Regions from separate parts of the Homo sapiens genome. Here region 1 is linked to region 2. A link is a contact called in ENCODE Hi-C data. All regions are on one chromosome and are shown on one strand. Each heading gives the region's core, a stretch centred on a gene start or an enhancer-like site at or near the end of the contact. The rest is flanking DNA. Distances are from core to core; before and after follow the strand shown.

What was found. Hi-C counts contacts between places; a loop is a spot of excess contacts on that map. Pooled maps may share reads with other maps.
Region 1: a pooled map shows a loop between it and region 2 (3-fold over the local background). The contact joins the promoter of CBFA2T3 here to the enhancer-like site in region 2. A Hi-C loop is called at or near these places in 1 of 168 maps with a recorded cell type or tissue (OCI-LY7), 2 of 37 single-sample maps with no recorded cell type and 1 of 50 pooled maps.

Annotation. Positions count from the first base shown.
Region 1 is chr16:88,975,097-88,978,596 of GRCh38, forward strand. It overlaps CBFA2T3 (CBFA2/RUNX1 partner transcriptional co-repressor 3), which reads right to left and starts at 2,111. Exons shown (of 12, transcript NM_005187.6): 1 at 1,561-2,111. The coding sequence starts at 1,711. RefSeq lists enhancers at 236-780, 433-642, 2,483-2,532.
Region 2 is chr16:87,699,259-87,702,794 of GRCh38, forward strand. It overlaps a transcript of KLHDC4 not described here. Among named protein-coding and RNA genes, the nearest start is that of KLHDC4, 65 kb to the right of the region's middle. RefSeq lists enhancers at 2,453-2,502, 3,233-3,482, 3,518-3,536 and a silencer at 3,053-3,112. Within about 2 kb of position 1,578, at least 4 of the 41 ENCODE cell types and tissues checked have a DNase peak (open chromatin) inside an H3K27ac peak, as active enhancers do; they include OCI-LY7, where a contact is called at or near this core.

The sequences.
Region 1 (3,500 bases), core at 861-3,360, 1.3 Mb after region 2:
TACTCTGTGTTAGAGGCCACCCTGGCCCTCTGCTCCTGACCTGCAGCCATGTCAGAGGTCCACCCTGACCCTCTCTGCTCCACATCTTTAGCCATGTCAGAGGTCCACCCTGACCCTCTGCTCCTCACCTGCAGCCATGTCAGAGGCCCGCCCTGACCCTCTGTTTCATGCCTCTAGCCAGCAGCCCCTCGCATGACTCAGGCACGGGGCCACCTCTTGGCCCTAACCTCCTTCCACGGTAGACACCCCCGTCCTTCCACAGTAGACGCCCCCATCCTAACAAAGCGGCGGCTCTCCATGCGCCTCAGAGCCCGTCTCTCTCCGCGCCGGTGAGAACCTGCTCTCACGCGGGGAGCAGGTCGGAAGGGTCTGAACCATGAGGAAACTGAGGCCCAGGGAGGAAGCACCCGGCCCAAGGCCACTCAGCGCCAGGGGATAGACAGGGCCGCTCCAGAGAGGACGGGATGGCAGATGCCAGGGCCAGTGGGCTGGTGCTGCCTTGAAGGTGGCTCTGAGTCACCCATTCGGGAGAAACGAACAGTAGCACTGGCTGTGGTGAGGTCCGGCCTTTGCATTCCGGGCACCCGGGGTTGGGAAGTTCCTGCTCACATCTGGGGCCCTTGTGGGGGATGGCCCTGGGGCCCCACGGGCAGCTGCAGGTGGGAACAGCCTCAGGCAGCCGCCGCCAGGACCTGCTCAGGGAATGTGGTCTCCAGAGATGGGGACACCCCTCGGTCCCGGGTTCTGTGTGTGAGTGTCAGGGGTGCAGTCAGACCTTGGACCTGACGGCCTCAGTGAGAGCCCCGCGAGACGGGAGACTGTGAGCTCCTGAAGGTTCCGACGGCTGCTGGGAGTGTGGCCACGAGGGCCACTGGGAATCGGGGCCACCAGCCTGCAGCTGCAGCCCCCAGCGTCCGGGGATCCTTGTCCTGGGACTTCGCAGGCTCGGGTGGGGGGTATCAGCAATAGCTGGCGTCCTGCTGGACTGGACCCCTCCCCAGAGCCCGAAGCCCCCAGAAGGGCAGGCCCAGGTTCCCCGTAAACCCCCACTGCCCTGGCTGGAATCGTTCCTCGGACAGGGGCCCAGGGTTGGGTCCATTTCCTCCTCACCGGGGTCTTGGGCCAGTGCCCTCCCCTCTGGCCTCAGTTTCCTCATCCAACCTGCTGTGAGGTGTCACACCCGGAGGGCATCCCAGGAGGAGGAGGGCTCTCTTTCTAGGACCCCCCCATCACTTCCCGGCTGCGGCCCTCCCACCCCCAGGAGAACACAGCCCACCCTCCTAGACGGGGCTGAGCAGCCCGGCCTCCAGCATCTGCCTCTGGGTGGGGCTGGGGCACCTGGCTGGCACCTGCCAAACCCTCACCAGCCCACCTGCCCCAGCTGTGCAGGACCTGCCTGTGGGGTGGCCCTGTTGATATCTGAGGTGAGTCAACACGGCCATCCGTGCCGGCACTGTCAACTAAGCTGGGCAGGCCCCGCGAAGCTCTAAGGAGTCACAGCCCCGGCACCGGCTGCCGCTCTCTGCCCCCACCCCACCACCTTCCCCTCGAGCCTCTTACCTGGGCCGCCCTTCCTGGGACCCCGGGGTGCGGAGCAGCCGGCAGATGCCAGGAGGCCGCTCTCCAGCACAGGGTGCGTCTGGGACATGGAGCCACAGGTGGATCCCGAGGCTGAACTGGCTGCCCTGTCCCTCAGTCTTGAAGCCGGCATGAGGAGGGCCACCCTCAGGGGCCAACCTGGAGCCCAGGACAGGCCTCTACCAGGACTGCCTTTCCCGACCTCCTGCAGCCTTGAGGGAAAGAGGAGGGGCTGGGCCAGCTGGGGCGTCCTGGAGTTGGGCCTCTGTCCCTGGAAAGCCGAGGCCCTCCCGGCCACCAACTGGGTGTCCTCTGCCCTGGGGAGGGGGTGGGAGCCCTGGGGCTCATGTGACGCGGGGCGGGCCTGGGGCTGCAGGCTGGGGAAGGTCTCCCTGCAGCCTGCGGGTGAGGCAGCCAGCTGTGTCCCCGTGATAATGCCGGGGCCGGAGGCCTGCAGCTGCGCCCGCCACTTCCCTGACAGGAACCATCTGGGGCCCTGCCCTGCGCGGCCTTCCCTCGGGCCATTCCGGTTTGACCTTCCAACAACTTCCTCCTCCCAGGCAGCTCTGGTGACGTCCCACCCACCCTGAGCCCTACAGCGTGGCCACTGGGCATGTGTTTCCTCGGCCCCAGGGCAGGTGTGCAGGCCTGAGGGCAGCTCCATCCTGGCCCAGAGCCCTTGGCCTGTCCCGCCCACCCATCTTCCCCCCAGGGCTTGGCCCTTCCTTCAGCCTGGGGTATCTGGGGGTGTCCTCCCTCTCCGCTAGCCCTCAGTCAGCCGAGCTTTCCCCAGCACCCCTTTTAGTTTGCCCCCGCTCCAGGGGCCACCCTGCCCGTGTTCCTGTGTCTGCTGACTGTGCCCTTGAGCAAGGCGGGGCCTCTGACCAGCCTCTCCTCAGCCCCTGCTCCGGGGTTCTTGGGCACCTGACCTGTCCTCAAAGTACCTCCCGCCTGCTGGGAAGGAAACCCTCTCTCTCTGCTTGGCCTCGTGCACAGGGCTCCTGGCCCTCTGTGGAGACAGCAGGGCTCCCCCACTCTCCGGGGGTGCCTCAGAAAGACCCTCACCCCACGCCCCAGCGGCCGCCTCCGGTGAGCAGCCTGGAGTTTGCGGGGGTCGGGGGTAGGTGGCTTCTCCAGTCTGGGAAATTCCAGAAGCCACCTCAGAGCACTCTTGGGACTACTTAGACCCTAGGGAGAGTCCTAGGACCCCTTTCTAGCGGCCGTTGGGCTGAGAGAGTGAGGCACATCCCAGATGCTGGGAAAAAAAGCCACTTTCTAAAGCTCCCTGACAACTGTCAGAGGGCAGGAGCTTCCTGGGAGGGGACAGTGACCCTTCGGCCCTGCAGCCCTGGTTCGGTGGCTTTTCTGATGCCATGGCTGGAGGTTTCCCGGCCTCAGACAGGCCAGAGGTGTGGAGCCCGCAGACCCAGGGCCGGCTCACGGGCATCTGTGCTATTTTGATTTGATTTGATTTGAGTTTTAGGTCACGTTTGCACGCAGTTAATAATTCAAGCCGTGCAGGAGTAAAAGCCGACTCCTTCCCCGCAGGGTCTCCAGGTGTCCCGGGTCTCCCTGTCCCAATAGTCGAGTGTCTTTCTCGAGTTGGTGACAACAAGCTGCATGCCAGCGTGTGTGTCCAGCTTACAGTGGGGATGTGTTTGTTCCTGCTGGGGAACTTCCCAGACGCCAGGCCCACCCGGGGCCTCCCCTGCCCTGGGTGGTCGGCCGTTCTGCCCCCAGGACTGAGGCTGGAGGGGACATTCCTGCCAGCCCGGGGCCCATCCCCTGGTGCCATCATTCGGTCCCCACGTCCCCTGCTGTTCCCTGTGCTCTGGCTCAGGGTGGGATTCACAGTGAGGGTCCTGGGGGCCCTGACCCTCCTGGTTTCCTCATTTGTGCAGGGTGCACGATCCTAACGGCGT
Region 2 (3,536 bases), core at 328-2,827:
CCTGGATAATTTCGGGAACTGAAACAGTCTCTTTATCCATTCTTTTGGATCTAGAACCATTACCTCACAGGATTCCCAAAGATACAGATCAGGCATGCAATGCCTGAGCCGAGCTAACTGACAAGACAGTGGTGATGTAGAAAAGCAGGGCAGGGCCGGGCGCGGTGGCTCATGCCTGTAATCCCAGCACTTTGGGAGGCCAAGGCAGGTGGATCACCTGAGGTCAGGAGCTCGAGGCCAGCCTGACCAACATAGTGAAACCCCATCTCTACTAAAAAAAAAATACAAAAATTAGCCAGGCGTGGTGGCAGGTGCCTGTAATCCCAGCTACTGAGGAGGCTGAGGCAGGAGAATCGCTTGAACCCGGGAGGCAGAGGTTGCAGTGAGCAGAGATCGCGCCACTGCACTCCAGCCTGGACGACAGAGTGAGTCTGTCTCAAAAACAAGATACACACTGTAGAAAGACGGGCCCTCCCCTGCATTCACTCAGCTCGCTCCCCTGTAAGGCCCCAAGCCAGGCCATGGGCCAGCGGTCCCCGGGACGTCCATACTCCAGGCTCTAACCACACTTGCTCCTTTTCACTTGTAGAAGCACATGGCCACCGCGTCTCACGGAGGGCCATCAGTCACCCCCAAGGCGCTGCAGACCTAAAGTGTGGAGAACTCGAGGGAAATGAAATGTTTTTCATACTTTTGCAGTTCAGGTTCTTGGTTGTCCTTTACTCCTTCCCCGGGAGGTTTTATCGACAGCTGGACCCGTCGGACTGAAGAGACCCTGAGGCCTGTGGTGGTCCCCAAGCTGCTGGCGCTCCTGGGCCGTGTGCGGGTGGCAACTCCCCTCACAGTCTTCATGGGACAGTGCGGATTTCACCTCATACGTGCGACAGACGCTCTGCAGGAGACAGCGGAAGGACCGTCTCCCTCCTCTAGGTCATGCTCACTTTCTCTGACTCTTCCGAAGTTTGATCTGACTGTTCTTGCCTTTGGTCTTGGAAACTTGACATCAAGGTGCCTATTAGATTTTCAGTCGTCGCCTTCCATAGCTGCAGGTGCTGTGACTGTTTCTGCCTTCAGCCGGCCGACAGCACCGGGCGCAACAAGCTTCAGGACATCATGATGCCGCCCTCCTGCAGTACCTTTAACCTCGCCCGGGCCAGGGTCTGCCTCCAGCCCAGGACCAAGACCCCGATTCCAGATAAGGCGGAGGGAGGAGGGCAGGGGGTAGAGGGAGGAGGGCAGAGGGTGGAGGGAGGAGGGAGGAAAGAGGGTGGAGGGAGGAGGGCAGAAGAAGAGGGCAGAGGGAAGAGGGTAGAAGGAAGAGGGTGGAGGGAGGAGAGAAGAGGTGGAGGGAGGAAACAGGGTGGAGGGAGGAGGGAGAACGCTGGAGGGCAGAGGGAGGAGGGCAGAGGGCGGAGGGAGGAGGTTGGAGGGCGGAGGGAGGAGGTTGGAGGGCGGAGGGAGGAGGTTGGAGGGCGGAGGGGAGGAGGATGCAGGGCAGAGGGAGGAGATTGGAGGGCGGAGGGAGGAGGTTGGAGGGCAGAGGGGAGGAGGTTGCAGGGCAGAGGGAGGAGGTTGGAGGGCGGAGGGAGGAGGTTGGAGGGTGGAGGGAGGAGGTTGGAGGGCGGAGGGAGGAAGCTGGAGGGCGGAAGGAGTCAGTCAACTCAGGCACCTGGTTGGCTTCTCTCGCGCCCAGGCCGCGTGTCAGGTGAGGCAGTCGGTACGCAGAAACTGAGGAAGCGACTGTCCCCAGGTGCCAAGGAGGTTGCTGGCTCAGCCTTCAAAACAAGCAAGGAAGAGTGCAGCTGCATTTGTTGAAAAAAAGCCAGGCTGTATTTTCACCATGTGCCCCCTGCCTTGAAAATGAACTACGGAATGCACAGCGCGTGGGGGGTGGGTGCTGGAAAGGGACAGAACAAGGGTCCGTGGCAACCACAAAGCACCTGCAGGCCAGCGCTTCCCGATGAGCAGAGGCGGGGGCTGGCACCTGGCGCTGGCTGCAGACGGGAAGTCAACGCCACCAAAGCAGAGGACCTCAGCCACCCAGGTTAGCAAGAGGGTAGCAGGGCGCTCAGGAACAGGTGAAGCCATACTGTGGAGAGAAGCTGAATGCTCCTCCCAAGCTTCAGCCCACCCATTAGGAACAAATGCTCTTTAAGTCTGTTTCTTCATGAAACCCAAAGTGGAAGTGCCTGAGCTGTGAATGCGGCCACAGCGTTCATGCCAGCTTGTTCCCAAGCCTAGGAGAAGCAAGCAGCCCCGTGACGGGCACAGGCCACAGTGTGGGCGTGAGCTCACCCCATGTGTAGCCGGGTGCTGGGCCCAGGCCGCTGGGTTTCTGGGGTCGGCAGAGTGGGCCAGGCAACAACCTCACATGCCTACCTCACTGCCACTCGTCCGCCTCGTCCACTCCTGGCATTTGGGATAAACATCCTGTCTCAGACACACCCTTCTCGTGCGCCCATGCCACCTGCTCAGGCCTATGCCGCCCGCCCGTCCTCCCAAGCGTGCACACCCGTCCGCCATCCTTCTCCCGTCTGTGCCCCATGGGACAGAGGCCTCCAGCTGCACCACCACTGCTCGTTAACAGCTGCCATCCACACCGAGGAAGCCTCTTCGAGCCCAGGGAGTGGAGGATGGGGCTCTGCTGTGCACGTGCTCCCTCGGGCCCTCCCAGCAGTGGTAGATGGGGCTCTGCTCTGTCCTTCTTGGTCATCTTCCTGGGCCTGCAACAAAGCTCAGCCCAGCAGCCAGGCAGCTCCTTACAGAGGCTAACGCCGGGTCTGGTCCCTGGTGACCCCAGGCTGCTGTGAGAACTTGTGACCCCCGAGATCAGAACAGCCTTCGGGTCCCAGAGCTTCCCGCATGATCGTGTGTGGAACAGACCGGGAGATTCCAGCAGATATGGGTTCAACGTTGACCACCAACCTTGACAACCCAAGGGCTGCCTCCCCTGACCATGACAGCCAACTCCTCCTCCACAGTGGCTCTGCCAGGCGCCGAGTCCATAAAGGGCAGCCACTGTTTGGCAAGGAGGGCCGGTCTGCCGGGGGCTCCCAGGCCCTGGGGTCAGGCTGAGAGAGGAAGATGGGTGTGAGGGTGCAGGGGCAGGGGGGCGGGCCCTGCAGGGCAGTGCCTGGCCCGTCCTGCACCCCCAGCCTGGGAACCCCCGGCTTTCTCGCTTGGGCCTCTGGGGAGCCCGCGTCCCCAAATGTAGCCACATCAGAGCACACTTCTCCGGCAGCAACTTCCCAGGCATGTCCGTGGCCTCCTCGGGGGCAGGCGCCCCCTCCTGGACGCTGAGCTGACCTCTCTAGCAGGACTCTGCTCATCTGCACCATTTGCCATTTCCACAGAAACCCTGTCCCCAGAGCCCGGCGGAGAAAAAAACCACAGGGGCCTCTCTGCTCAGGGGAGCCACGCGGAAGAGGCACCCTCGCTCCAGCTGCCAAAGCAACTGAGCCTGCTGCAAACATCTCTGTGAACTCGGACAGGAAACAGTGTTAACCTGTGTTTCCTTCCAAGTCGGCCCTGGCGCA